Linked DNA regions of Homo sapiens: regions 1, 3 and 4 are each linked to region 2. Evidence: chromatin loops called from intact Hi-C (ENCODE). Cell type or tissue: MCF 10A. All regions are shown on one strand.

Evidence for each region. Hi-C counts contacts between places; a loop is a spot of excess contacts. Peaks named below come from ENCODE experiments on the same cell type or tissue, not always from the same donor. Only the 100,000 strongest peaks of a DNase experiment are listed, where the experiment ranks them.
Region 1: a loop joins it to region 2, with 4 times the contacts of the local background. A loop is called at or near these places in 2 of 110 quality-filtered maps.
Region 3: it touches region 2 in a loop (13-fold over the local background); 4 of 110 quality-filtered maps call a loop at or near these places.
Region 4: it touches region 2 in a loop (5-fold over the local background); 2 of 110 quality-filtered maps call a loop at or near these places.

The regions. Positions count from the first base shown.
Region 1 is chr4:61,465,071-61,473,070 of GRCh38, forward strand. The region is part of intron 2 of ADGRL3 (adhesion G protein-coupled receptor L3); the gene reads left to right. Among named protein-coding and RNA genes, the nearest start is that of ADGRL3, 270 kb to the left of the region's middle. In MCF 10A, no CTCF peak of the experiment used is centred here; a DNase peak (open chromatin) is centred at 3,211.
Region 2 is chr4:61,198,973-61,206,972 of GRCh38, forward strand. It overlaps ADGRL3 (adhesion G protein-coupled receptor L3), which reads left to right and starts at 1,354. Exons shown (of 27, transcript NM_001387552.1): 1 at 1,354-2,793. It overlaps LOC124900173, which reads left to right and starts at 115. Exons shown (of 3, transcript XM_047416555.1): 1 at 115-202; 2 at 1,170-2,793. The coding sequence starts at 115. The coding sequence ends at 2,344. RefSeq lists an enhancer at 3,500-4,072. In MCF 10A, a CTCF peak has its summit at 3,091; a DNase peak (open chromatin) is centred at 2,379.
Region 3 is chr4:61,496,455-61,504,454 of GRCh38, forward strand. It overlaps ADGRL3 (adhesion G protein-coupled receptor L3), which reads left to right. Exons shown (of 27, transcript NM_001387552.1): 3 at 667-894. The coding sequence starts at 840. Among named protein-coding and RNA genes, the nearest start is that of ADGRL3, 300 kb to the left of the region's middle. In MCF 10A, a CTCF peak has its summit at 4,653 (motif pointing left); no DNase peak of the experiment used is centred here.
Region 4 is chr4:60,802,153-60,810,152 of GRCh38, forward strand. No RefSeq gene overlaps it. Among named protein-coding and RNA genes, the nearest start is that of LINC02496, 56 kb to the left of the region's middle. In MCF 10A, a CTCF peak has its summit at 3,731 (motif pointing right); no DNase peak of the experiment used is centred here.

The sequences.
Region 1 (8,000 bases), 270 kb after region 2:
GGGAAAATAAATTTAAGTGAATTTAAAATATTGTGACTATTTCAGAAGACCCACATAGTTGATGAAAAAGCCTAGTTAATGCAGCAGTTTAAAGTATTTTGTATATCAATTAAAATATCTTTAGGTACATTTAGTTTATAAGCATAGACGTAAGAAAGTATACAAATACAAGAATATGCCCAAACTTTAAATACCATTTCATTTATTATTAAATATTTTGCCATATTAAAGTTAGTATAGCATGTCCAAAAGAAGATGGGTAGGCTTTCATGAAATATTTGTGAGAAGTTTTAAAAATAGTTCGTATAGTTCTTAGAAATTGCTTCATTCTAGTTACTCAGCTCTGAGTTACTCAACTCCAACACAATACACAGAATTATGTCTAAATATAATTGAGATACAATTGCAAAGCCATATTGGTCCTCATTCTATTAATAATCAAAATGAATTTATATTGTATTTTACCAAAAGAAAAAAATATACTTTCTACCTATGTCTTCTATTTTTTAAATTAAATGTTAAAAGAAAATATGCAATAATTACTAGAATGTGTATATTTCTGACTGCTAAATGATAAGAATTTTGTCTAAAATTAATTTTTCTGTTGATAAGTTTGTCCAACATGGACAAACCAACATAGTTTATCTTGGATACTTGGACTGACTCTGGATTTTAAAATTATATATAAATATATATATATATATATATCTTATATGGAATATATATTTTCGTTATATAATCATAACAAAATAAAAATAATCCAACTCATGGCTGGGCGCAGTGTCTCACGCCTGTAACCCGAGGACTTGGGGAGGCCTATGCGGGTGGATTGCCTGAACTCAGGTGTTCGAGACCAGCTTGGACAACTCCGTGAAACACCCTCTGTACTCGAATACAAAACATTAGCTAGACGTGGCAGCATGTACTTGTAATCCCAGCTACTCAGGAGGCTGAGACAGGAGAATCACTTGAACTCGGGAGGCGGATGTTGCAGTGAGCCCAGAGTGCCATTGCACTCCAGCTCTGGGCGACAGAGCAAGACTCCATCTCAAAAATAATAAATAAATAAAATAAATAAATAAACAAACAATCCAACTCACTTTTAATGTGAAAACTTGAGAGTATTTTAAAGTTGATAGTAACATTTAAAATAATTTCCACTACCTGTTTCCTTTCAATCTAATTTCTAGATTATCCCCAATAATATCAGAATACAAATTTTAGAAAAATTGTCGTCTCTAAAATGACTGCAAAATGTATATTAACTCAGCATACGCTTTTGCTATATGAAAAGATAGCTTTTCAAAAGCCCTAAACATTTTGTATTATTAGTATTTAATATAGGTACCAAGAATAAAATGTTCATTCTATAATTCCATTGTAGAAATTATACTTTGTCTGGTTTGCTAGAGCAGGAGGATGCATAAATCAGATTATGCATGAATGTATTTTACATTTCCTTATTCACGCCATTATATTGCCAAAGAGTGGACCTGGTACTATTTGGAAAATTAAATATCGTCAGGAGATTGTAAGTTGTATGAGGTCAGAGATTTTTCCTGTTTTGTTCCTGCTCTGTTTTAAGACGTACCATGTATGGTGCAAAGTAGGCACTCAATAAATATTTGTTGAATGAATGAACACCATCTTTCTGTGCTGATTAAACCAATAATACTTTGGAAAATTCTATTGTATATCAATTAATAAAATGGGATTAAAAATCAAACAAACTGCAGCTTGAAGGTCAGCTTTGGTTATTTTAGACAAGCTCCTAGAATTTTTTTTTTATCTTGAGTGGCCACATTAATGAAATGTGGATGCTGATACCTAAATTATAAAACTATTGTTAAGATTTAATGAAAAAAATATGCTACAAGTATTTAGCCAAATGCACAAAACATGGAAACTACACATTTTTAAAGTAGCTATTAAAAGTAACTATGTATGAATTGATTTATTCATCAATATGTGATAAGTACTTGTGACACCAAGCTCTGACTTAGGTCTTGTGGAGGCTGAAAATAATAGGACGCAAGCTGAAGGAGTTCAGAATCAAGCAGAAAGAACAATTATGTAAACAACTAATTATAATACCAATGTTTTTAATGTTCATAAGAGAAGTGTAAACATTAAAATGTTAAGGCATGCATTTTATTTTAGATATGTTTTGTTTCAATCTCTTTTGAACATCAATGTCAAAGCTTGTTGAGCTTCCTTAAAGCACGTGATAATATTACCGTTCCACTTGACATTCACGTTCTATTCTTGGAATTAATTTTATGGTACTATAAATCATAAATTTAAAGTTTCAATGCTTAATATAGGGTCTGATACTCTAGAAATATATGTTGAATGTTGAATAAAAGAACAAGTTAATGAGAAGTCTGATTGCATTTCAGATGTGGGTGTGTGTGTGTGTGAGAGAGAGAGAGAGAGATGAAGGGAGGGAGGGAGAGAAATAAGTGAAGACTGAGACAGATATAGATGAAAAATAATAACTTTAAAAACTGTGTCCATGAAAAGCATTCTCATTTAAAGTAGAAACACTCTGAAGTGGATATGATCTCTGGTTTTCTTATCAAAGTTTGTGTGAATATAGGTAAATCACCTCATAATTATATGATACCTTATTATCCTGTTTGTAAAGTTTGATTAATTTTCAGTAGTACAGATGAAATAATTATCCTTAATTTAAGAAATTAAATATTGATGCAAAATGCCTAACTACATCATATTACTTGTTCTTTTCTTCAAACATCTGTTACTATCCTTATAAAATATTGCTTTTTAAGAATTCACATCTTAATGGTCCTATGTATGTATAACATACAATAATTTGGCATTAAGTAATTTAACCTATATAAACTGATGTTCTGACAAATTTATACACATGTTGCTTTCTTTTATTTGTGTGCTAGGGTAGCAATAAATAACCATTCTCTAACAGGCTTTCCCCTGTAGACTTCATTGTTGTAAAAATCGCTTTAGGCCCACAGCTCTTTAAATCATTGCAGTCTGTATTGCAACAGGTGGCTGCAAAGGAATTAAACATAAAAGGAAATAAAAGCAATGTAAAAACCCCATTGTTGGAATACGGTTGCCACTGGCATAATTTCTTCCATCTGATTTCCTCAGCTTCTACCCGTATAGCTGCCACAGTCTCTTAAGCAATAATGCGGCAACTTTTTGTAAAACCATGACTATGCTTTACTACTAGGCTTATAAATACCAGGTAGCTCAGCTTCAGCTTTTTTCCTGACTTTGTGGGTTTGGTGACTCAGTGTGAGGTGCAGCTGGAAATCCGGTACTTGATGGCTAGAGAAGGATCTCTTTTTTCCAACAGATCTGCTTTTGTCATATCAGCCTGAAAGGAACCATTTTTCTCTAAAAGTCTTTTTCTGAGTGTCCTAAATAGTGTGTAATATACAGGATGATTAGAGTTTAGATAAGATTTCACTTTATCAAAGCCTTAACCTCAAACGAGTTAAAAATTCTTTCCCTTTGTCCAAAATAATAGCATCTTATGAATGTGTATGTTACAAATAGTGGAGAGACAGAACTGAGAGTCTTGCCATAGAGGCTGGAAAATAGGACTAAGATAATTATTAACAATTGTGAGACACCATGGTTTCTTGTTTAATGGACTTAATAAAAAAGGCTCTGTTCCAGTGGCTGGCATAAAGAGAGTGAATGTTGTTTATCAGAGTCTACACCACAGACTCAACCAAGGGAAAAAGAGACGTCTAGTTTGTCTGCTTTAGTTTTATCGATATAACCACTCCCTTCTATTGACAGATCTCCCCATTTCTCAAGTAACAGGGAAAATGAAAGATAAAATTAAAATAGGTTAATAAAGTATATATACAAAGTTATAATGAAACTCTTCTTATTTTGTGTGTGTACCTTGAGCCGGACTCAGAGCTCTAGACTGTACGCTCTACTTGTCTGGGTTTAGTCATATGACTCTTTCCCAGCTCCAGGAACCATTAGAATATTAGAATTTTCTATGTTCCTATTGGGAAGCCCACTACCCATATACTTAATTGACTCCTACTCAGTCCTCAGATCTTAGAAGGGCAGTATTACCTTCTAGTTTAAGGTAAGGGCTCTGGAGCCAGCCTGCCTGGTGTGGATTGCTCTTTTGCCTTTAGGTGATTTTATGACAGTGATGTATTGTTAGGAAATTAATTGTTTTGTGCCCAGTTTCCTCACCTGTAAAGTCAACTGATAATAACAGTGTGTTCCCTAAAGAATTATTATGAGTATTAAATGAATTAACCTTTGCCAAGTGTTTTGAGCAAGGACAAGCACATAGTAAGTATTCAGTACCGGGAAGCCATTTCTGACTAAGTAAAGACTTTTGTTAATAAGCTCTCATGACCCATGTAGTTCTCCTTAGAAGCATTGGTCAGTTTTAGTTTGTGTGTGGGTAGGTGTGTTTTTGTGTGTATGATTCAAGTCTGTGTTTCCAGTAGGGGCCTGTGCTCTCTTAGGCATTTCAAGTCTTGTTTTACATTAAAATTTGCTTTTACACTATCCTAACAGCATTTTATTCTTTGTTGTAAAATATTAGGATAGATAAAGAGAATAAATAAATTTGGCCATATGAATCTTTTAAGGTCTAAATGTTCCCTATTTTCAAGGTCATTTATAGTTTACAGCGTAAGAATGTTGCACAAAATACAAGTGCCAAGGGAACAAGTAGTATAGAAATTCATTTAGGGCATAGGATGATTTACTTGAGAAGTCAAAGATAATTCCAAGGTCTGAAACTCTATACGCATATGAAGTCAAAGAAGACAATATGTTTATGTCATGACAATAATAATTAATTTTATTATATTTAGTTTGTTTTAAAAACAAAACAAAAAAAAACAAACCCCCAGCACTCTGAAGTATTATTACTTATGCTTTCTATCAGCCGGATGCTTTATTTATCATTATAGATTTTACACACTGAATAAGGTGGGCTAATTTAAATTCAGCATATCCCTTGTAACTTTTTAAAATTATCCACGTATTATAAATCATACTCCTAATGGGAGTATGAAAGAGTAAACATTAACATAATTTGCATTACTACATAAATAATTTTTTTAAGTCATAATACAATGGATAAAATTCCAAAACCTTTACATGTTTCTCAAGTCCATGCTGAGCATTCCAGAAATCAGTCAGAATACTAGCATCTAGGGAAGGGCATTCATTCTTTTAAATGCCTTGACTCATTCCAGGTAATATTTTGTATTTAGCTGCTACAGGATCTAGTAGTAGCCTAATTGTCTGCAGGAGGGTCAACTATTTCTCTCAGCATTGGTTTTCCTACCAGTAACAGATAGACACTGCCTTTTTTGTTGTTAGTAATACTGAGTAACATGATTAAATTCTTAAATCAATGAAAATAATCCATGTGCTTTCCTGAAATCTGAGTTCCTATAATGACTGCATATTTATTTGCTTCTTTATAGATAAGTACTCCTTGTTTTAAAATTTTGAATTATGACTTCGAATATAAATATATGCTGCAGGAAATAATTTAACTTTCTATATTAAAAGGTAGTATTCCTCTTTGGGGAATTTACCAAATTAAAGAAATGCTGGTTTAGCAACTATGAGCAAGGTTCTGTGCTATGGTACAATTAAGAAGACATTCATGTAATATGGTTCATTTTAATGACATTTAAAATGAAGTTGATAAGGGAGGATGATAATTCCTACAAAGATTTAAAAAAATAATAAAACAGTGGTTTTGAAAGATTTTTTTCATTTACCACCCGAAGGAATTTTTAAATTCATGATGTACCTCTTTAATGTTTTAGATTAACATTGAAAACATTTTCATTACAAATTTTTAAAGTTGCAAAGAATATATTTTAGAACACTGGAAACATTGACAGTCACTTTTTTAAATTGATTCAGTAGGACTTAAATACAGTATATATTAGATATTTACCATTATTCAACTAAAAACATCCCTGAACAATGTCTTTTTAACAGGCTGATATTTTACTTTGTCCTTTTTACTGCTTGAATTCATTATTCCTTTGGAATTATTTCACAAAATTGTATCTTATAGTAATATGCTTCTGTGCTTGCAAGTATTTACTTGTTTACTCTCTCAAGCTTCTTTTTAGCATGTGAATATTCAACAGTCTATATTTTCCATGGAACTATAAAGCTTTAAGTGTTTTTTTAAAAGCCTCCTCTATATTGACTTATCTTTACATGTAATAGTAGTATCCAATTGATCAAAATTACATAAAATGCATTTATTTTTTGATAAGTATTATTATAAAATAGAAAATATTGGTAATAAAATTTTCAGTTACATAGATGGAAGTGATGTTAATAGTATACAGATAAATAAATAGTTTAAATACCAATTTGTTTGTTTTTTCATTCTTGTAGGCAGTATATCATAGTGACATTCTAGATAGCTGAGAGGAATTTCTATTATAAAATGGAAAAAGCTGTGATTTTGAAAAAGGCTACAGAAGTGATTCTTGATCTTTTAAGTGTCTTCTGAGGCAAATTCATTTTAAAAAAGGGACTACATTGAATTTTAAGATCTGAAAGTTGATTATCTTAAAATGATCTGGAGTGCCATACCCTTTAGAGACCATTTCTATTTTCTCAGTTTCTGACAACAGTGCAGTATTTAACTGACAAAAAAGCATTTAGGTTACAGGGATTTCTTGTAATCACAGAAATGGTCGATTAAGGTATTATTGAACAGAGTTTTTCTTAATTGTAAACATTTTTTTTGTAAGATTTGGATACCTCTTCTAAAATCTCCAAATGTCATGATTACAGAAGTAGAAGGAAATGTATTTAAGAAATACAGTATAATATAATACGATTATTTATTACAATACAATTATTGTATTATGCACAACACAATACATTAAATACAATAAATGTATTTAAGAAACAGTAAGCCAATTAACACAAAGTGGAATATTTTAGTTAGCTTTGAGTACTAGATTCAGTACTTTCAACATATCCTTTCTCTGCTATTGTGTTTAAAGGCATTGCTTATTGAACACTGATTAATAGGAAAACATGGTTCATATGATGCTGTGGGAAGAATGAAGTGATAGAACAATACAAATTACTTTGGAGTTGATAAGTGTTTAAACAATTACAGTATTCCTGGGACGAGATGTTATTTTTGATGTTATCTATTACTGCTTGAAAAGTTCAAAGACTAGAACTTTAAATATGATCTTATATTTTCTATGGGTCACAAATCTGGATGTTACTTAACTAGTGCCTCTGACTCAGTGTTTCTTATGAGGTTGCAGTAAAACTGTTGGCCAGGGCGGCAGTCTCATCTGAAGGCACAATTTGTGGAGAATCCACTTCCAAGCTTATTCATGCAGGCCTCTTTATAGGGATACATCATGACATGGCAGCTGGCCTCTCCCAGAGTAAACCATACAAAAAAGAAGATGTCTAAGATGGAAGCCTTAGTATTTTTGTTATCTAATCTTGGAGGTGAAATCCCATCACATCTGCCATATTCTACTTGTTAGAAATTAGTAAGTTCTGCTCAGTCTGAAGAGGAATAGAATGCAATCATGAACCAATGGGTCCATTATAAAGCTGCCTACTACGAAGTTAAGGCCTGAGATACAGATTTGGCAGAAGTAATAGAAAGATCTATTTCAAAGAAAGTCTTGATAAACTTTGGAGAGATGGCCCTGACTTTTAATCATAACTCCATGATTAACTCAAGATGTGACCCTGAGAGAACTGATTTATTTTTTTGGGGGTTGTAGCTTTCTCATATGTAAAGTGAAGTACTGAGCTCAATTATACCTAAAGTTTTGTTATTATTTGGTACATTTTCTTTTGTCCCTTGTATCTGATTGAATTTTAGGAGCCAAGGAATCTGATTGAATGTAGGGCTTGTCAGTGCTACAAATAAATTAAGTAAATTGAAAACTGTGAAGAGGACATTGGATTTGACAATAAGTCCACTGGGGAATTTTTTCAGA
Region 2 (8,000 bases):
CAATTTTTTTAAAGGACTAACTATGCGCAAAGGACTGTAGATATAATCTTTCCTTATACAGATGATTAAAACTAGCCATTTGCATTCAAGAAAAACTGTAATCTGAAGAAGCAAATGGACAAACCATTAATGATTAAAAAGGAACAAGGAAAAAGGCAGAATAAAATAGGTGTTAGAGGAGATGTCATCAAAATGTTACAGGGTATCATGAAAGGAGTGATTTTTGGGGAAGGAGTCTTGGTGAGAAGAGGCTTCTTGGAGAACGTTGGATTGGAGTTGAGCTTTAAAGAATGAATGACATTTTAACTGTCACTTTGTGTTGGGTATGTTTTTAATTCTAATGAGGTTTCAGGTTCTTCAGATATGCTAGGATTGATGTTACCTCTTAAAGAGCTCCTAGAAGTCGTTAGGTCATTCTAAATGTATACATTGAAATACAATTTGGGAAATTTAGCTAGGGATGTAATGTGCTTGTTGAATGAATATGATAAATCTTAATGATTTGAGTGTACTGGTATAGAAAATAACATCTTAGCCATTTGAAATCACGACATTTTAGAGCAGGAAAAGACCTTACAAATTATGTAATCAACAGTCTCCTTTACAAAGAAGGCACCAAAAGGTTCAGCAATTGACCAAGGCCACTCATTTAACTTGACCAGACTTTTCCTCTGTCAGAAGGCATGGTTTTGGAATCCGCACCTTTCTGTATCCATTATGGTAATTTCCATTGATGATGTGAAATAAGATAATTGAATCTCCACGATTGTTCATCAGACAGGGATACTTTAAACCGTGCAATGAACTTGCAGGTCGAGTTAAGTTTGAAGGAACATAAAATTGACCAAAGGCAGGAAACATTTTCAGACTCGGTACTTGCATAATGAAAATACGGAATAATCCGCACCTGAAAAAATGAGACACTGGCAGGACTTTCAAGCTGATGTCGTTTACTCACCTAGGGTGGAGTGGGAGAGGAAGACAAGAGGAGAAAGGGGGGAGGGAGGTGATGGAGAGTGGGAGGGGGAGAGAGGGAGGGAGGGACAGAGGAGGAAGTGGAAGAGAGAGAGAGAGAAAGAATGAGAGAGAGAGAGAGAGAGGGAGAGCGAGCGCCGAGGCGGGCCTCGAAGCCACTGGAGAGGTACCCTTTGTCTGACAAACCCTGAAAGGGAAGCCTCTAGTAGCAGCCCTCCCGTTCCCACCTCCAAGCGTTTGCCGAACTGCTAGGTGGAGCCCGCGCCGCGGAGCCCACGAGCACTCCATATCCGGGTTTTGCCGGCCACCCCTTTCCCTGGCGCGAGCCCCCTCCCCGGCTCTCGGAGCTCTTGCCGCTGGCCCGCCCGACCGCTGCTCATTCTGGCCTCCGCTCCGGCCCCGGCTGCGCCTACCCCGCGCGCAGGCTGCACGGTCCCCGCGCGCCCGCGCTCTGACCCGCTGTCTGCGCGTCGCCCCCCTCGCCTGCTGGCCCGGCACCGCTCGCTCCAGTTCCCAGGAGCGGGGATGCAGATGCTGCAGCTGGTCGGGGTGGGCGCCGCCGCCGCCGCCGCCGCCGCTGCTGCTGGTTTTTCTCGGACTGCTCGTTGCCTCCGCTCCGGCAGCTGCTGCCGCCGCCACCGCCGCCTGTGACTCGCCCCCTCCCCTTTCTTTCTTCTCTTTTTGCCTTGGTCCTCTTCCTACGGGTGTGCGCGCGCGCGGGTTGCACGGTTTGCTTTGGCAGGAGCTCGCTCGTGTGTGCGCGTGTGTGAGTGTGCGTGTCTGGAGAGCGCCAGTGCCTCGCTCGCTCTTGGGGAGTCGAAGAAGAGAAAGAACCGAAGAGACAGCGGCGGCGGCGCAGAGCCCGGGGCCGCGCGATGAAGCTCCCACATGCCCGCAGCTGCCCGGCCCGGCCGGCGAGCTAATCATCCACCCCACGGGCTCGGGGTTCGCCGGCCCCCGGGACGCAGCCCTCGGCGGCCGGGCGCCCGCTCTGTCTGCGCGCCCCCTCCGTGCACCGGGGAAGGAGTTTGTGTGGCTCTCGCTCCGGCTGTCCGCGGAGGTTGCGGGCTTGAGAGGGGACCCTCGGCTGGGAGAGAGCCTCGGGAGGACGAAGAGGAGGACGGTTTGGCGGAGAAGCCACCCCTGGCCCTCGCGGCTCCCCCTACCTATTCCATCGCTCCCGCTCCGAGGCGGAAAGGGGAGGACGTGGAAGAAGAAAAAGAAAGAGAAGGGGGGTGGGGTGGGAGAACTGGATATAAAGATCGGCTGGGGGGATGGTGGAAGATTTTTGGTCTCTTCGGCAGCGTCTTTTCTTAAGCGGCGGCGGCAGCAGCAGCAGCAAGAGAAGGAGAAGCAGCCCCAGCTATGACTGCCGCATGTTAATAGCTGCCGCTGGGTCCCTCGGCTGCTGCTGGAGACAGAGCCTGACTCCGAAGTTGTGCAACTGTGGACTGGGAGAGACATTTGAACCCTCTTTTCTTTTCGCTCCCCTTTTGCCCCCTTGGGGTGTGTGAAGCGAGGAACGTAAAGGAAGGCGAACATTTGGCTCTCTTTTTCCTTCCCCTTTCTCCGTGGCTGTGTAGCGGAAGAAAGGGAAGAGAGACTTTTTGTTGTTGTTTCCTTGACTGGGGTCTCCACCCTCCTGCTGCTTTCTCTGCGCTTCGATTCTCGTTATTTGCCGCGTGTGGTTGGGGGTGTCTGCACAGGGGCCGGCCGGTCTTTTGCCCCGGGCTCAATGGCTGGATTGTGGAAACTGCACCCGCCTTCAGGTTGTTGAGCAACTGATGGGACGATCTCAGGGACCGGCGTTTACGAAAGGTAATTTATTCTTCGCACTCTTCATAATAGGGGTCGCCCTGGCCGGGCGCAGGCGGCGGCATCCACCGGGCGGGCAACAAGAGGGGGTGCGGGGTGCATGCACACTCGCCCTTCCACTCACACACTCGCCCTCACACACACACACACTCATCCGGTCGTGGTGCGGGGCGGGAAGGGAACCTCCTGGCTGGTGGGCGCTCGGGTCTGGCGCGGGTTGGAGTTTTTTCCAGCCATTGGGCGATTTGACCGGCCGAGGGGAGTGAGGGGGATAAGAGACTGGGCGCATTCGCAGCTGCACACGCTGGGGAATAGGAACAGTTCCCACCCCGTTAATTTTCCCTCTCCTCTCACCCCAGTGGCATCCCCTGGTGGGGGCAGAAAGCGGACAGGAGGGCGACTTTTCTCCGTCAGGCTGGAACTGGTGCCGCTGGAGGCGGGAGCGGGCTGGAGGACGGACAGGGTCTGGGTGAGAAGCTGGGCTCTGGGAAGATGGAAAATGCAGGGTGCCGAGCCCGGCGCGATTCTCCCTCAACGCTTGCCTGGAGCATCCCTGGCCCCTTTTGCCCAGGTCGCGCCCCTGAGTCTTGGAGTCGCGCTGCCTCCCCGCGCCCTGCCTGTTGTGTCTCCTTCACGGCAGTTTGGTTTAGACCTGCGTGCCCAGGCTTTGTTAGGCGGTTTTGGCTGGAGAAAGCTGCCACTTTCGTGGGTGGCCCGGGCTGCGCTGTGCTGGTAGTGGGCACTGGGCGGGGGGCGGCGGTGTTGCACGAATCCGGGCGGCCGCGGCGCCGGGGCGGGGTGGGCAGAGCATTGGTGGTCGCGGTTGGCGGGTTACAGGTAGGAGAGAAGGCACCTCGGCGCTTCTCTGAGGAGAAGGGAAGGCTCCAGGCTGCAGCGCAGCGTCTGAGCTGCCGCGACCCAGCCTCCGGTCCCACGTCGGAGCTCAGAAGCTTAGGGTGCCAGGCCCCCAGCACTATAGGTGGGTGTGTGTGTGTCTGTGCGTGTGTGTGTGGTGTGTAGGGGTGGGGGCGACCTCCTCTACCAGCCTTACTTGGCGGCGGAGTCAGCGTTTGAGTGTGTGCGCATTTTTGCGCCCCAGGGACGGCAGAGAGATATTTGCGGGGATGCCGGAGCTGATGCTGCTGGAGCTGAGCTTGCTTATTGAAATCGCCTGGGATCCTCTTAACTGGAAAATCTGGTTTGAGGAGGCCACGGGGGCCCCCGCAGGGTGGCGAGGAAACCTTGCCGTGTCCCCTTCCCCTGGAGAGGCGCAGCTCGGCGACATGCGTGCGGCGCGTGAGAGTCGCTGGTGCAGCGCTCGATGCACCCCAGAATGGCCCTGATGAGAACCTCATAGGGTAGTCATCTCTCCAGCAGGTTGAAGTAATCGAGTCCAGCCAGCGTAACTCCTGGTCCCTGGAATTCTCTGGCCACTTTCCTACCTCTGATAGAAACATGCGCTGCTTTTATTTATGGCCAGAGATATCATAGCAGTTGGGAGAACTCGAGGCTTGCGAGCCACCTCCAGGGTGTCTCCTCCCTGTGTCTGCGTGTGATCCCTGCCTGCGGTAGTTAGAGCACATTGTAAACAACGGTGTAAGCACTCCTGCCACAGTCTCCTTTAGAGTCTAACCTGCTGTCGTCTGTTGTGTTTACTTTCCTGGTTGTATTACTCATTAGGAAGTATAAGGCTTCTTGCACCTCTGATTTTACATCCTTCCAGCCAGCTGCTGGGGAAATGAGGAGACGCATAGACTCTGGCAGGAAGGAAAAATTGCCTTCTGTGTTTTGCTCTGAAGTAAATAGGCAGTCTGCTAATTTTAGTGTCATATGGGCTTTCATCACTAGTTAAAGAATGTCATCGTAGAATCTGCAAAGAAACACTTCTTTAGCACTTTTTCATTTGGAGACTTTCCTATATTTCCCTATGAGAATAAACAGAGTTTGGTAAGATTTCTTTTGTATATTTTTCCATCTGTAATGATTCTAAATGATCTGGACTTCTGGCGCCCAATTTATCTGCATGTGGATTACAAATAGGATAGAATTCTCAGCTCTTTTATAATCACCAAAATAGGATACCAGATAATTTGTATAGGAGTTAAGAGGATATTTGTGTGTTGAATTATCTCTCAGCTTTGTTTCACCCAATCTTTTTTTTTTTGTAACCAAAGCAAGGGTAAAGACTGTACATAGATAAACACAGTTTATAAAGTGTTACTTTTGCAAGTGAAACTGCTTTTTACTTTCAATAATTAAAATGTATTAAATTCCTTAGGTCTAGATTAGCTCTGACTGCTTTGGTGTTTGTTGCAAATACTTGTGCTCTATTTTGTTTTAAAAAGTATAGGGCTGTTAATGGAACAGTGTACTTTATTTTTAGGTACAATAATTTCTGGATATCTTCATTATTTTTTAAAGACCTTGACCTCTTGAAAAAGCATAGATTGCAAAAGACACTGAATCACTGATGCCTGACTTTAAGTTATATTTTTATGAGAGATATTGCTAATGGCCATCACCCTAATAGAAAACTTAGAAAATTTTGATTTAATTCATGAGAATCTAGCTTCACGTATTTGTTTCATTTCTAGATGATACGTATTAAAGTCTTTATACTTGCAAATATTTCTGAGGATTAAAGAATACTTGTCCTCCCATTTTCCAAGATCTAATCACAATGATTCCCAGTCCTTACATTATAAGATTTGATCAGATCTGTTCTTTGTTTCCTAGCAGCATGTGTTCCCTAGCAGTCATACATTCCACAGGTCCTGATGTCATTAGAACTGTGTGTGTCAGTGTATTGTGCTGTCTTTAGCTGAAGGTGAATGTGTCAGAGTATTTGAATGCCATTCCATAGCTCTTCCTTATCACTAAGTATTCAGTAACCTGATCTATTTGTGTATATGGTTGACTAGACTATTTCTACAAAATCAGGGTAGGAGGAATGATTAACTCAAAGTTTTATATGAACTATTAATTTTTTTTTTTAGATAGAGATGTTAGGCTGCATCAGGCATCCCCGGCCTGAAGAGTGATAAGCCAGTATGTGATTTGCCTGATGGGTAAATGCTTTTGATGTCTCATTTTTGGTTGCTTGGTGTGATTATCCTTCAGACTGAGAGTGCTCCTCAAAAATATGAATGGAAAGTCTTTCAGAAATGATTTTCTTAATCATGATCTTCTTAACATTTTGCAGATTTAAATACTCTTTTCCACAGGGAATAATAGCAAGTATGGCACTTACTGGCTGCAGCTACTGTGGCTGGCATTGTTTCTACTAATTAGGAAAGGCAGATTTTTTTTATGGATTTGATTTACCATTGATTCCTTTGTGAGCTATAGCCAAGGAAATCATAAATAGTAGATTAAAAAGACTATAAAGTCATGAGGATTGAAGTTAGTCAAATAATATGATGCAAAACTGAATTGTTTTTCAGATTGGATTTGGACCACTTTAAGTGTTGGTTGAAACTCTCTTTGAAAAGGACTGCCAAGTAGAAGTGACAGTTACTGTTAGAAGTGGGGAGTTTTGGCCCAGAAATCAGCAAGGAAAACTGATTGCGATTTTCATATTTAGGATCAAACAGTGATTTTAAGAAATGCTGTGCAGCCTTAATTTAGCATGGTGTGAATGGCTAGAGTAGTTGGAATTTAAAAAGGATGATCTGTCCTTAAGTTTTGCAAATGGCTATTTTGCCTTCTCTTTCCTAGATTTGCATTATATTCAAAATATGCATTTGCTCACTTTGGGAGGAACCCTAAAGAATACAGCTGTATTGTAATTTATTATTTGTTTGCCCACAGGACATATTTACACTTAGATTATTATATTTATGTCTTCTTATTTCATGCGAATGCATTTCTTCATAGAATAACCAATTTTATAATTAAATAAAAAGTAAAACTTGCAAGTATGAGTAAGGTCCTCCTGACATTTTTCCTTGGTTATCTTTCTGTGTTTTGTCGGGTAGGGTAGGGTGAAGGCTAGGGAGTTGTTGATCAATGGAGAGAAAAATCCAGATTTTTCATTCATTGTAATACATTGTGAGAATGTAGCGTGAGCATGCTTGTAAATAGCATTTATGCATCTAAGGTGTGCAAGTTTTTCCCCAAATCTTGAATGTCATTACTCTGATCTGAGTGTCAGCATGGTCCAATAAAATTAATTCTACTGCTGCATAAGAAACCAAGTGTAACTTTTTTCTTAGAATTGTGACATGTGCTTATGGATTCATAAGCACAAAATGTAAAAGAGAAAATAGCTGTCCTACTTGAAATTAATTGAACTTCTTTATTTATTTTGAGGGGTGGATAAAAGGGGAGCGTTTCTATATTTGCTCATAATAGGTTCTATAGACCTTGATAAATCATGTCTTCCTTATGTCTTATTGACACTTAAAACAGGAACTTAGTTTCAATTTTAATGAATGTCTTCATAAAAGTGATTACAAATAGGTGTTAAAAGAAGTGAAAATTTGGTCCATATTATTCAAGAATTTAAATGGAATATTGTGGATGGTAATCCTACTTATTTTGAAAACTATTTTTGGGATGGAAAAATAAATCATCCAACTGAATGTTTCTGCCTGGCAAAACTTCCATGTCAGTTACTTTGTAAAGCAAACAATGCTGTTTTATCAGTGTTTTCAAAGTGTCCTCTGGGGAACCCTGGGGATCTCTGACACCCTTTCAGAGGAAATGTGAAAAGAAAACCTTTTTATAATAATGCTAAGACATTATTTGCCTTTCACTCATATTCTTTAACACGTGTTCAGTGGAGTTTTCCAGAAGGTATATGATATGTGATGGCATCATTGCTCTGATGGCATATGTCATATGTTCTTATGTATTCTCAAGTTTTAGAATTTTCCCAGTTTATCAATACTTGAATGGTGACAGTTACAGATATCATAATCAAAAGTCATTTTAGAGGCTGAGTGCAGTGGCTTACACCTCTAATCCTAGCACTTTGGGAGGCTGAGATGGGCAGATCACTTGAAGTAAGGAGTTTGAGACCAACCTGACCAACATGGTGAAACCCTGTCTCTACTAAAAATACAAAAATTAGCCGGGCATGGTGGTACATGCCTGTAGTCCCAGCTATTCGGGAGGCTTGAAGCAGGAGAATCGCTGGAACCCAGGAGGTAGAGGTTGCAGTGAGCCAAGATCGTGTCACTGCACTCCAGCCTGGTCCACAGACCAAG
Region 3 (8,000 bases), 300 kb after region 2:
GGAGTTCAAGACCAGCCTGACCAACATGGAGAAACCCCCTCTCTGCTAAAAATACAAAATTAGCTGGGGTGAAGCTACCCGGGAGGCTGAGGCAGGAGAATCGCGTGAACCCGGGAGGCAGAGGTTGCAGTGAGCCGAGATCGTGCCATTGCACTCCAGCCTGGGCAAAAACAGCGAAATTCCATTTCAAAAAAAAGAAAGAAAAGGCCGGGCGTGGTGGCTCACGCCTGTAATCCCTGCACTTTGGGAGGCCCAGGATGGCGGATCACGAGGTCAGGAGATCGAGACCATCCTGGCTAACACGGTGAAACCCCATCTCTACTAAAAATACAAAAATTTAGCCTGGCCTGGTGGTGGGCGCTTGTAGTCCCAGCTACTCAGGAGGCTGAGGAAGGAGAATGGCGTGAACCCGGGAGGCGGAGCTTGCAGTGAGCCGAGATCGCGCCACTGCACTCCAGCCGGGGCGACAGAGCGAGACTCCATCTTAAAAAAAAAAAAAAAATCAGTATATTTCAGTTAATTTGCTCAGTAGAGACTGAATTGTTTATTTCATTAAGATCTGAGGCCAGGATATTAACATGATGGCAATATATGTATTGTATAAATAATGTCTTTGGATTACTTACTTATTTTATACAATAACCCTTTTTTTTTTCTTTTTTGCAGGTTTCAGATTTGGGATATTGGTGTTTCTGTTTTGGAGAAATTATTCTTTTTCTTTTTAATTTGAAGAAAAATCATCAGTCTTGGAATACAGAAGAGAAACTAGAAATATACGTATTTTGTTTCACATTTGAACAGTCATTCTTGAGGAATACTCCATACCTGAGTAGACAGCCATGTGGCCATCGCAGCTACTAATTTTCATGATGCTCTTAGCTCCAATAATTCATGGTAAGATTTTTCAGATTTTTGTGTAATGCTTAATGTTGTCTCACTTATTCATACTGGACACTTCCTTGGGATCTTTTCTCTGAGACTGCTTTGTAGTTTTTCCTTATCATATGTTAGTATGAGTAAGTTAAAATAAAAGAACATAATGTGTATTTCCTTTTCTTTTCTTTTTTTTTTTTTTTTTTCAGTCAGAGCCTCGCACTGTCACCCAGGCTCGAGTGCGGTGGCACGATCTCGGCTTACTGCAACCTCTGTCTCCTGGGTTCACGCCATTCTCCTGCCTCAGCCTCCTGAGTAGCTGGGACTACAGGCGCCCACCACCACGCCTGGCTAATTTTTTTTTTTTTTTGTATTTTTAGTAGAGACGGGGTTTCACAGTGTTAGCCAGGATGGTCTCGATTTCCTGACCTCGTGACCCGCCCTCCTTGGCCTCCCAAAGTGCTGGGATTACAGGCGTGAGCCACCGCGCCCAGCCCATAATGTGTATTTTAAGCTGAAATAGTTATGAGTTTCCAGTTGCATTTCTTAAAGTGCCTATTGAAATGTATTTAAAACCAAAAGGCTTTTTAAAAAGAGCTCTTGCATTTTATTTTTAGTCTTTACTACACTTTTGGAAAATCAGCTGAAATATTAATTATCTCATTTATTGTGAATTTTTTGGCTTGCATAGTTTCATACTTAAAAAAACATTTTTAATGTAGTAAATTTGGGCATTTGAAAGAAAACTCCAAAAGTAAAATCCCACTTATTCAAAAGTATCTGCTTTCCAAAACCAAGTAATTATTTTTTCTCTGAGTATTTACTACTCTGCACAATCTTTAATATACAGAACACAAACTATAACCTCCCAATAAAGGGAAATTGTTTTGGTACTATACCTTGAAATGCAAAAACACAAACAAATAAAAAATCAAAAGAACGGCTGGGCACCATGGTTCACACCTGTAACCCCAGCACTTTAGGAGGCCGAGTTGGGCAGATCACAAGGTCAAGAGATCGAGACCATCCTGGCTAACACCGTGAAACCCCGTCTCTACTAAAAATACAAAGAAATTAGCTGGGCAGGTGGTGGATGCCTGTAGTCCCAGCTACTCGGGAGGCTGAGGCAGGAGAATGGCGTAAACCCGGGAGGCAAAGCTTACAGTGACCCAAGATCGTGCCACTGCATTCCAGCCTGGGTGACAGAACGAGACTCTGTCTCAAAAAAAAAATGAAAACATACACAATAACAAAATAATATTAATGTGTGTTTTCACTTTTTAAAGAAAGGTGTGATTATGGAAACATGCTAATATACTTAATAGACATGTATACTTAATGTTGTTCATTTAGACATCTTTGTATTTATAGCAGAAATATGATAGTTTAGAAAGGATGTACCTTTGCAAATTTTATAAAATATATCACATTATTTAATATATAAGCGAGACATTTATATTCTGTACAACTTAGAGTAATATTCACTGAATCTCTCTCAAACCTGGTAAATTAAAGTCTATATGTATGTTCCTCTTACACAATTTAATGTTTTTGGCTAATTATCATTGATTTTTTTCACTAAGATGAAAATGTTGTAATATAGTCACTCTCTCATATGTTGATGATAATTATAGCAAAGAAAAAAGGACACAGCTGTATTTGCCACTGCTTAGGTCTCAGAATATTATAGTGTAGCAAGCAGCTGAAATGAATTTTTAGCCTCTTTAGCTCACTTTTGGTTTTTAATTGATTACAGAAACCCATTGTAGTTCGTCAGTGATGCAATTCTGAATCTGGCCTGTGTTCTTAAGTTTTAACATGCATTGCATTTTGCTGTCATTCTAAATACTGGGTAAAATAACTTCCTTTGACGTTTTCCTCTAAAGTTCCCTGGATGCAACATATTTAGTTCTAACAATTCACTATATTATAAGGTAGAGATGTTTGTAAAAGGGGAGTATCCTACTTATTCAACAATCTCAACCATCTTGTTTTAAGCAAATTTGTTTAAAATTTCAAAATCTTTTCTTAATTCATATACTTATACATTCACATTCTCTGCATGGGCACATATAACATTTTGTGATGTGGGAAAATAAAAATAATTATGTTACTTGAGACAATGCTTTTCTAATTATCCATATATGTAAAGATGACTTAAATTAGATTTTTTATGTGATAAAAATTCCTCCCTTATAATGTTATTTTGAGAATAAAATAAATAGCATATGTAAATAATGTAGTACAGTGCATAGAAAATATTAAGTGCTTGAACATGTGAATTTCCTTCATCATATAATCTATCCCTCTAGTTAATTTTTGTTCCAGTAAATTATAACAACCAGGAATTAGCTAGCCATAAAAGCTGATATATTTAATGTTGATACTAAGGAAAAAAAGAAAAATACCTACATATATATTTACACACACACAATTCGTATTCAAAAGATCAATCTAAAATTACCTTTGTTAGAGAAAATTAGGTTAAAAATAGCAGAAACAGACATTGTAAGAAAGATTCCTTTTTCAGAACTAAAATTCCTGGTCCCTAAAACTGACACATACTATGTATTTCAGTGGACCCCTAAATGTGGCTGAGCCATGGGTCTTGGGTCTTGGTTTGGGAACTGATAGTCTGCATTGAAATCACACACACACAGACACACACACACACACACACACACACATACACACACAGAAACAGAGAGAGAGAGAGAGAGAGAGAGAGAGAGAGAGAATATCTCCAAGTAATTCTTAGAAGTATTAAATCAATCCCTAGTATAATAATAGGACACATAAAAGACTAACCTGGTAGGTAAAATACTCTGGGTTAAAAAAATAAAATAATCATTTCCATTTTATGTGGACTATTCAATATTATCTTGAGTTTTGAACCATAGAGGACAAAACAATATAGAAGCTTTTTACTTATAAACTTTATCCTTTATTTTAAAACTTTGTACCTGAGAAAATACAAGTTGGTTTTGTCTTCCTTCTTTAAGAAGGCTTTTTCTTTTGCCTTTGTGATACCACTTCTGACTTGTGAATGAAGGGCTTTATAAGCAGCCTTTTGGAACCTAACTTGCTCATAAATAGAAAAATGTACCTTTGATCAAGTGCTGAAATATAATAGGATAGGAATTTTTAGAGTCCCTATCAATCCTGGCTTAAGAGAATACTGCATAACTTGAAACCTTAGATGACTGGGTTAAAATGTATGTCACAGTTATAGAAGTACTTTTGGTTCCAACATGTCCTCTGCTGACGTCTCCTTGCTACTGTTATTGAGATGTCCAGAATTTTTGCCCTCTTGACCATTGGGAATTAATTCTTCTGGGTAATGATCTGAATTGCTATCCCTTTCCTCAGAGAAAATAATGATGATGACTACTGATTTTATAGCCATAAACTTTAGATGTTTTAGTTCACTTAATATTCACTATAATTGCATGGGTTTATTTTTCATTATTTGTTATTATCATAATCACTATCTTTACAGGTAAAGACATTGAGGTACACAGTGGTAAAGTAAATTGAGATCACACAGCTACTAAGGGACACAGAGGGAATTTAAAATCAAGGACTTGGCTTTTGAGCTCTGCTCTTGCTGGCAGTAGATATCCAATTCCTATCAAGGCCATTCCTCTTTACATAGAATCTCATCTCAACTCTCCTAGTCACTTGGGAGCAGGTGAGGCAGAAACATTGACCATCTGCCTCTTCCATGTTCTTGGGACAGACAGACTGTGGTTCTGAAGCCTGACAGACCAGAGATGAAATTCCAGCTCTGCCACCTACTGGCTCTGTAATCCTGTTTATCTGTCAACTGGTTAATAAATATCATTAATTTACCCACTACAAGCCAGAAAACTGCTAGATGTACTAAAGACAGGACAGTGAACAACAGACTTGTATTTCTTCCCTCATTGAGCTTACAGTAACCTAAAAATGTGTAGCTTAATATAATTTTTATCTGTAAAAATGAACATTTATTCCTTGCAGAGCTATTTTAAGAAATGAATGCAAGGATGTATAACTTCTAACATGGTGCTTTGGCATTTGATAAACCTTTCATTTTTTTCCCCTGCTCCTTTCTTACCTTGAAATAGTGGTAAACCCCTGAGCACTAGGTAAGGAAAATAAGTAATTACTGTTATTCTAACCCTGAGAATGGAAAGAAATCTTTTTCTACTCAAACCTCAGTATCTATGTTTTGCCAAACATTTCTAAATACTAGCATCTAAACAAAATTATTGTCAATATTACTAATATCTAAATAAAATTATTCTCACTATGTAGGAATGTTTAAACTACTATTTTAATTGGTTATATATAATTGTTAGTGTTATACTTTTGCATAATCTCTACATGAACAAAATCAGAGACTAAGCTAAAGAATTAATTCTGATAATGTTTAGGTTAGTTGAATAATCCCCACTTGCTCTAAATAGTCTGGTCCATGTTTTGTATAGAAAAACAAAACAAGTACATCAATATCACATAAATATGTACAATTTTTTAAATTAGGAAATGTCCCTGCTTCTATGTTTATCTGTCCATATTCTGTGTCTCTGTGTACTTCTGTATTTCTCTTTTTCTGTTTTCCATGACTGTGTCCCCTTCCTGTAGAGCCATAATATCCTTATCTATAATGCAATGAGACCTGGCAGAAGTAAAGAGGAGCAGCTGAAGCAGATGGCCAGTTCTTTGCTCTGTACTACTGTAGTGTTGCATGAAGATAAAGGATTCTTTTTGTTGTTGTTCTGTTGATGTGGTTGGGAGCAAGGGAAAATAAGGAAATTGGAGAGCAAAACCCAGTAATAACGTAGGTACCTGGGGCTCATTTTGATAGGCAGTAAAGAAACATCAAGGTCCAATGTGGGACCTTGGGCTGGGAGATCTGTTCCTGGGAGGTAACTACACCTAAGCCCCAGATGATTGGGAGTTCAGAAGGTGATTCTGGTGCTCAAATATTTCAACTACATCTCAGCTTAATTGAACCTCACTTGTAAAAACTGAATCATAGTTGAAGAGGTACAAAGCAGGATCACTGGCACTTAAACTAGGAATAACGGCGAGCGGTATGTTTTATAGCGTCTTCACAGAAAAAGAAAACTGCAACGTAAAAAAAATGCTTGTAGAACCAGCTTATACATGTTTTTTTTTTTTTTTCTGCAATTCTATTGTTAAAGTTGCATCTGTATTTATATATTCAGGGACTTTACTGGTTAGCCTGCATTTTATCATGTGCAACAAATTACTTATAATAAACAGTTCTTAGTAGGGACAAAAGAATGATCAGATGCATATTTGTTTTTATATAATTTTCACTTTATTGTTAATCTCTGTTTACAATTAAAATACTAATGTCAATGATTTAAGATAATAGTCATATATTTTGTAACTTCAAAGATATGAAACTTGAAAAAGTACAAAATTACACTTAACTACATGGCATTTTATCATATAATTCTTTCTATGAAGATGTGTTTTATTAGTGGTGAAAGAGTCAGGTTGACTTCTAAGCTCTGCTTAACTTGGTTATTTTTAGAAATTAATCATCCTTGAAATGTTTATAACGCTTGCCAACCTAGGTAATTTGTAATATCTGCAGTAATATAACTATGTTTATAGTCAAATACATTATACAGAAAAATCTGTGTCATGGTAATGATATATGAGGTTACTGCTAACACATCCAACGCCATCCACATTAGCCAGTGGGTACTGAGATTTAAAATAGGTATTTTGTAAGCTAACTGCTCAGTCGCTAATACCACAATGTAAGCTACAAACATGCATGGCTGATAGCTTTACTTTATGTGTAAGAATTTGTTTAGAAACTTCCCCAAATACTCAGTATGCAGGTTGGCAATTGGAAAATAATTTTTTTTTTTGCTTTTGTACTTGCAAAAGGTGTTACGTATGAATTTAATTGTAGTAATAATCTATGAGTGATGTGTACATATTTGGAGTAAAATAGCATTTTTCTATATTGAAATTTTGTGTATTGTGACTATTTGAGGTGCTTGTAATTTATCCTATTTTTTATATTTCTTTGTCTGTGGTGGACTCTGACTTCTGTAGGGTTGTTGTTTTATACTTAATGTTGAACAAATTTAAAAATATTTGAATATACAATATAAAGTCATTGTTTTCTTATTCTTTGGATTACTATTTACTTTAATCCTCAGTGTAATTGGGTTATTTATAAATGGGTCATTTTTCTTTATATTGTCAAATTATAAGCATTCTTCATAAAAATATATTTTTTGAAAAGACGGTAAGATATCATTAGAAGACATTTAGTTTTAAGAGATTTTTAGACTATATTTTCTAAGAATAGCTTTTAAATTTTTTATTTTTAAAATTTCAATTTTAAGTAAAAATTTCAAATATTGTTATTAGTAAAATATTTTTTATGAATACATAATATTTGTACATGTTTATGGGGGTACTTATACAGCATTTTGATACATGCATACAGTCTATAATGATCAAATTGGAGTACTTAGGATATTCGTCACTTCAACCATTTTTCATTTTTTTGTTTTGGGAATGTTTCAGATTTTCTGGAAGGCTATTTGCCTGGAGTTACCCACTTAAATTCTCATCTATTTTATGTTGAATCATGCACCATTTGTCTACCCTCATCACTTCAAATTCTCCAACCCCCTTTTTGTAAGACAGGGTTTCACTCTGTCACCCAGGCTGTAGTGCAGTGGCATAATCAGAGCCCACTGTAACCTCAACCTCCTGGGCTCAAGCAGTCCTCCCACCTCAGCCTCCCAAGTGGCTAGGACCACAGGCATGCGCCACCACACCTGGCTAATTTTTAAAATTTTTTCATAAAGATGGAGTCTTGCTCTGTTGCCCAGGCTGGTCTCAAACTCTAGACCTCCAGCAATCCTCCTGCCTTGACCTCCCAGAGCACTGGGATTACGGGTGTGAAGCACTGTACCCAGCCCCCTTTTACTCATGTATTTGATTCCTCAAAGTAGTTCATTCATTCAGAATTTTTTTAAAAAAATAATTTTTAATCATTATGGATATTTAATAGTGCACATTTATGGGGTACATATAATATTTGATACAAGCATACAATTTGTAAGGATCAGTTACTCCAG
Region 4 (8,000 bases), 400 kb before region 2:
ATCTATTTGCTTTAGCACACATATCATTTGAAACTAACTTGTTTAAGGTCATAAACATCCTGTCTAATTGATTCTGTTAGTCCTAGTTCCTAGTTGAATCACAATACATACTTACCGAAGAGAGAAAATACAATATATGGCAAAAGAGAAAAGAAAGGGAGAGAAAATGAAGTAGAGAAAAATAAATGATATAGTCCTACCATTACACAGGCAGCTATTTAACCCCAGAACCTTCATTTCTCCTGGCTAGATTTCTCTGAGAGACAACATCTTGAAAACTAATTCCATTTCCTTAAACTCTTTAAAGGCTTCAATTAAATTGTGTACATACACAGAAGCTGAACCAAAGGTCACCTACCCAAGCAAACAGGGAAAACACATAATTGTAAAACATTCAATAAATGTGTTTTAAACAAGTGCAGAATACACCAGGTTAACTTCCAAATTATACAGTAGAGAGAGGAGCTAGCCTAGAATGCTGACATATAGTTGTTTTCCCTCCCTCAACCTGTCTTTCTAATAGAGTCCATGATGTGTCTTAATCATTAAGAAATTCCCATTATTAATTAATTTGCATCTTTAAATTCCAATGAATCATGTCCATTAGCTTAATCTAAGAAGCATATTAATAAGTATATTGTGATTATCATTGGCTTTGAACTTCTGAAGTCCCCAAAAATAAAAAACCTGTTCAATGATTCCTTAAATACCTGGTGTCCTATATTGTGTTTTGGGTCACTGAAATATACATACCATTTCATAGTCAAACAAAAACCCATTTCAACAAACATACGAATGAAAAAATGGGTAAATGGAAAAAATAACAATTTATTTTCACAGCAATTGTTTTCATAATATTTAGAAGAGAAGAGAGCTGTCAGTTTCTCTAACTTTATTTGCAGTATTTCAAAAGCCAAACCTATTTTATTTACTTTATTTGTGGTGAAGTATTTGTTTTCACAAGGCCATGGCAATAAAGACAAATAATATCTAACTATAGGGCATCACACTTCAGGCTTACAGTTTTATTATCTCATAAGTATGAAAATGGAAATTGAACTCATATCTTAGAAAAGTTAGTCAATTTCTAAGGTGCATAAGGACAAATGATTTTACAAGCAAATATTACATACTTCTCTTGTCCGCCGATTAGAAAAAGAATGAGAGGAATGTCAAGTTTCATTAAGTGGTGAGTGATTAAACAAAACTTAAAAGAAATATAAAACTTTACAATTTAAAAATAATACCAGAGCTTAAATATGTAAAAAGGAAAGATTATATTGTTAGACATGTTCAATTTAGAATGTATTTCCTGAAGATGTTTAAGGTCTTCATATTGTTATATACTAAAGAGTGGCAGAGCATACAAGACAATAAACTGAGATGAACACCTTGCTTTCTCTTATGAAATTAACCTAGAGAAGTTATAGAAACCAGAAAGGAACTTGGATTCCAATAATTAACAAAAGTTAATGTCAACAAAAGCAGCAACAATAGAAATTACAAGCCCTTTGGAGAAACAGAGCATTTTCTTGAAGTGGTGTCTGGATGCAGAAAGAATGAGGGCCAGTGTACCCCTCCAACCCAGGTGTGAGGACAGTCATGGGTGGCAGGAAGAGACTGCAAACATAGTTTACAATCTCTTCTTGCCTCTCTCCAGCAGAGCCTCAGAAAATCATACTGGGTTCCTTCACCAGAGCAAACAGCAGCAGTGGGCATACAGACCTAGGAACTGAAGTTCACAAGGGAAGCAGAATGGGATGGACCAGAAAACCATGAGAATTCCTTCCTCCACTGCTCCTCCTACAAATAACCAGGAAGGTTGGATTACAGAATGGAGACCCTGGCTCCCCGAAAGCTGCATCTTTCTAAGGGTTTATAAGGACAAGTCTACCTAAGATGTTCTTTGGCATGTTGTGGTCATAGGGTCCTCTACGCTGGCATTCAGTGTTCACTTTTCCCTAATCCTCATCAGACCAACATAGAGTAATGCTCAGCTTGAGCCCTTCCCAATACACGATCAAGAGTATAGCTAAAACTTCTTCCTAGGGGAATATGAAGTCACTGGTAAAAGTCACTGGACACAGGAGTTACATACCTTAAATATAAAATATATTCCTGGAAAAACCGTCATTCAATGCAGAGTTACTGAAACAAATTCACATATAATTCAAAATAATAATAATATATCATTATTATTTAAAATTATAATGTATCATTTATACTTAGGGGATAAGAGAAGATATGAGAATAATCAAATCAGAAAATTACAGTAATGAAACAGAAAAGAACAAAAATGACATGAAACAAACAAAACAATCTATTCTATAAATAGTAAGATGGAATCCGCTGAAGAACAAGTAATCAGATGTATGAAGGAGGCAGGAAGGGCTAGAGGATCTACGGAGATAGATGGATAAGCCACTCAGATAATAGGGGTGCCAGAAGATAAAAACATAAAAACACACAGATGAAAGATAAAATATCCCAAATATAAGCAATCCATACATTGACAAAGAGAACAAATATGGTGAAATGTGAAAAAACAAAAGTAGAAGAAAATATATAGCCTGCAGACAGAGCAGATCACCTGTAAAAGTATAAGAATCAAATAATGTCAGATGTCACTGGTTACACAAAGACAGTATACTATTTCCAAAATATTAAAGGAAAATAATATTGAGCCAATAATTTGATAGCCAGCTTAATTATAACTTAAATAGATGGCATAATAATAATAACAACAATTCCAGACAAACAAGACCTCAGAAAATACGCTATGCAGGGATCTGAATTGGAAATCTTTTTAGAAGGACTCAAATAATAAAAAAACTCAGAGAACCTAAATATTTGCGCTGGTACTGAATTTAACTCAGACTGCTTATAAAGTTCTATTCTTTCTATTCCACCATGCTGTCTCTAAAATTAACCGCAATATTATATATCTTTAATGTCTTTGTAGGTAAAGCATGGTAGAGAAGCAGAAACTATAGCAGTGGTTTTAAACTTTTAAAAGGAGTTACAGAATTCATCTCACTTAAATGACAAAATTTATTTTACACATAAATTAGGACACTTCCACTATATTTATATTATTATAACTTTATAATTATTTTATCAATAGATATGTGTCTAAGAACGAATGAGAAAACCAAGAACCCAAAAATAGTTAAGGGTAGCTAATTCTCTTACTGAATCGACTAGACCATTTGCATAGCACTTATCATGTGCCAGACACTGTGGTGGATAGTGCCAGTGAGATAAGGTGATGATTTTTGTGAAAAAAATCACAGCATAGTGAAAAAAAAAAATGTGTATAAGACAACCATAGGCCAAACTTTTTTAAGTTGTCTTTACTCTTTTTTCCCCAGCCTATATCCATAAATTTTATTTGTTCACTGTCAAAATATACCCTAAAGACAACTCCTTCTCCCAATTCCACTGGCACCACTATGAAAGTCTTCTAACTCTTTCTCTACATTGAAGCTTCTCTTCCTTCTTATCTTTGCTCGATATTAGCTACAGTCATCATTTTAACACTTTAGTCACGTGACAGCCTTTTCCCACTCAGTTTTCTTCAGTGGCATTCCATTTATTGAAATGAGCACTTTCCACATGCACAACACTATTTTTAGTGCTGATTGCACTCACTTGTTCCTGAGACATGTCTCTGATCCTGATCAGTAAATTAAGGCATAGAGAAATGAAGCATTTTGCCCAAAGTCATCTAACCAGTAGGTGGCAGTCAACTTTGACGTCCATGGACTCTCTGCTTTAGCTCTATTCAAACTGCCCGATTGTGAATGTGTACTTTCCAATATTCCTTTTCTTCTGCCTTCTTAATATTAGACTCCCACTCTTAGCTAGACATGTGGATGCTTCAAAAACCATACTCCCCAACTGCTCTCCGAGCTCATTGCAGCCTTGTGCCTCAGTTATCAGCAAAAAAAAAAAGTAAGAATTGTTTTGAGGCAGGTTTCCAGATATCTAGAGAGTGCCTTAGACCCTTCTTTTTTATTGTTCCTTTTCCTGATTGCTGGGATGCAGACAATGACAGGTGCTTTAGCAGATAGTGGGCAAGGGTAGAGTTGCTTAAGATTGTATGCCCCACAAGAGGCATACCCTTGCATCATTATGCCCTGGATGTGAGATACGGAGTCAAAGGAGATTATTTTGTAGCTTGCCCCTTTGTCCTCTCTCTCCTGCCACCATGTAAATAAGATGCTTGCTTCTCCTTTGCCTTCCACCATGATTGTAAGTTTCCTGAGGCCTCTCAGTTATGCTTTTTGTTAAGCCTGCAGAACTGTGAGTCAGTTAAAACTCTTTCCTTCATAAATTACCCAGTCTCAGGTAGTTCTTTATAGCACTATGAAAAAGAGACTAACACAGGCTACTACAGGAAAGCTAAATGTAATATGTTTACAATTTCTGTGATTGGTATCAAAGCCAATCATAATATGTGCCGGGTACTGTTACACATCTCACAGGGATTGATGTAGTTCAAATTCTCAACACCATCATGAGGTAGATTCTAATTCTGTCTCCATTTGAGAGATGGGAAATTGAGGCTCAGAAAGGTGAATAACTAACCAAAGATCAATGTATCTGTAAGCATTGAAAGTTGAAGTTGAACCCCAATCATCTGACAGCTTGTACATCCCTGTCTGGTGCCTCTCATCAGAGACTGCATAATTCTGTTTCATCATGATTACTTGTTTAGTATTGGTTTTTCATAACTTTGAGATATTCTCCAGGCCAGGAATCAAACCTTATCAGCAGAAATTCTAGAGCCAGTGAAGTGCCTGATACTTAGGATCTGAATAAATATTTTTATTTTGAGTTTTTTCAAATTCATACAAATTTATGGGGTGCAAGTGCAATTTTGTTACATGCATAGATTGCATAATGGTCAAGTCAGTGGGTTTAGGGCATCCATCACCTGAATAAAATACACTGTACTCATTAAGTAATTTTTCATCATTCCCTCTTCTCCCAACTCCTCATCCTTCTAAGTCTCCACTCTCTATCATTACACACTCTATGTCCTTATGTATGCATTTTTGTGCATGTGTGTGTGTGAGACAAGTTCTCCCTCTGTCATCCAGGCTGGAGTGCAGTGGTACGATCCTGGCTCATTGCAACCTCAGCCTCCTAGGTTCAAGCAATTCTCCTGCCTCAGCCTCTTAACTAGCTAGGATTATAGGCACGCACCTCCACACCCAGCTAATTTTTGTATTTTTAGTAGAGACTTGTCTCAACATGTTGGCTAGGCTGGTCTCAAACTCCTGGACTCAAGTGATCTGCCTGCCTTGACCTCCCAAAGCGGTGGGATTACAGGCATGAGCCACTGCGCCCAGTCGTATGTACATTTTTTAACTCACTTTTGAGAACATGTGACATTTGTCTTTCTGTGTATGACTTATTAAGATAATGACCTCCAGTTCTATTAATGTTGCTGCAAAAGACATGATTTCATTCTTTGTTATGGCTAAATAATATTCCATTGTGTATGTATACCACATTTTCTTTATCCAGTCACCCACTGATGGACACTTAGGTTGATTCCATATCTTTCTGCTGTGAACAATGTTGTGATAAACTATCAGGTAGAGACCCAATGGTAGGATTGCTGGATCAAATGGTCGTTCTATTTTTAGTTATTTGAGACATCTACATATTGTTTTCTATAAGGGTTGTACCAATCTACATTTCAACCAACAGTGTATAAGCATTCCCCGTTTTCCCACACCCTCACTAATGCCTGTTATTTTTTGACTTTTTATAATAGCCATTCTAACTGAGAAAGACAATAACTCATTGTAATTTTCATTTGCATTTCTATGATGATCATTGACATTGATTACAGTGGCACAATCATAGCTCACTGCAACCTTGAGCTCCTGGGCTCAAGCAATCCTCCTGCCTCAGCCTCCAAGTAACTGGGACTACAGAGTAGCTAATTTTTACATTTTTTATAGAGATGAGGTCTTACTATGTTGCCCAGGCTGGTCTTGATCTCCCAGCCTCAAGTGATCCTCCCCCCTTGGCCTCCCAAAGTGCTAAAATTACATGCATGAGCCACCACACTTGGCCCGGAAAATCCATGTCTATTCCCAACATCAAAATTTTAAAGATTTAATATTTAAATTATGTTTTTAGGCTGAAGCAAATCTATTCCTTATCATTAGCTAACTAAACTAACAGTAATTCACATAGTAAAACAATCAAAAAATGATCCTGGAATTTTCATTTAGGAGCATAAATCTGTATACATTAAGTATTAAAGTCTGAATTCAATTAAAACATGCAATTTGATTGCAACATAATGTAAAAACTTTGCTCCAGGTAAAATCCTGCCAATTGCACTTCTCTGATGTATACGGCTTTTTAAATATTACAGCAACATGATAAAAGATCATACCTTCAGTTTTGGTCTTGTAGATTTATATGACATTGGCTTTCTTCCTCATCTGAATCCATTTTCTTTTTGTTCTGTGTCATACAGAGGACAGATCATTTACTTTAGCCAACTCTGAAAGATGCTGGAATTTTTTTTTCCTCATTGCTGTTCATTTGCTCAGCTTTATCCCCACTTCCATGCATACATCCACAGGGTAAAACAGCTAGATTTTTGGAGATGCCAGTAAAATACACAGTCTCTTTATGGTAAATAAAAAGCCATACACTATTCATCAGTCCCCTCTCTGTCTTTGTTCACAGAGTTGCATATGTGGAAGCAAAGACAACCAGCCTCTATTGTCAAAAAGTCAACTGCTTTCAAGCAGTTACCCTGGCTCAATTCCTACCTTTCAGCAGATGCATGACTATTTTCCCAGACCTGCATTACAAATCATAACCTGTGAACTGCCAAAGAGAACCAGCAATTCCCAGACCAAATTCTTGAAACTAAAGAATAAGAGCACCCGTGGAATTGAGTAACACCAAAGTAAGATTCCCAGTGAGATGCTCTAATTCTTACCAAGGTTCATCTGCCCTGTTCCAGGCACAAATATCACTAAGAATTGCCAGGAGCTGGAGGAAACACTGGCAGAAGTGGAAAAAGGCCTCCCACAACATATTCAGAAAACCTTAATTAAATCCTCATGGCTTTCATTTGCCAAAATGGGAGCATGATGAATGAATGTGATACATTATACACATTTAGACTAGCAAAATTTCCAAGTGTGAGCACTAAAGGAAAAATAGCAGAAATGGTTTGCATGGCAAAATTTCCATTTATTTCTTTCTATAATGAGTTGTTTAAAGTTGTGAGTATCCTTAGATCCCCAGAGGAAAGGCATTTTATTTTATTCAAGATTTCATTTCTTCAATTTGGACTTTGCATATACACTGCCAAGCCTTCACTAGTATCATCACACACATACTGCAGATTCCCCAATAGGACGCCTCTTCTAAGTTTTGTTACAGAGCCATATTTGATCTGTAGTAGCAGCAATGCTTTTAACACCAGCTCTTTTTCACTACTGTTATTCAGATGGAGTACTCACCACAGTTCAATATTTCTTGCCAACCTCTGAAAAATCAAAGCCATGAAATACAGACAAAGGGATTCCAGGTCATTGGACATGATTTTAGGCTACCTCTGACAAAAGCAACAGCAAATTGAGAAAACATTTTTTATTAAACACTTACATTGCCTCAGCATAGTCCTAAGCATTTTATATGTATTAGGTCATTTAATTCTCTGGACAACTCCATGATACAGTTGTCATTATTATTGACTTTTTTTTGCCACAGATGAGGAAATCGAGTCCCAGAAAACTTAAATTAACTGTCCAAAATGACAGGAAGTAAGTAGTTGTGCCAAGATTCAAATCCAGGCCGTCTTTTTTCCAGAGTCCAGTCTTTTAACTACAATATGCTGCTACCTCTCATTAACAGTCATAGCTAACATTATTTATGCACACTCTAGGTCTTTCCTAAGTTCTTAGCAAAAGTGGGGTCACTCTTTATAAAGTGCTCTTCAGACTGTGAAATAA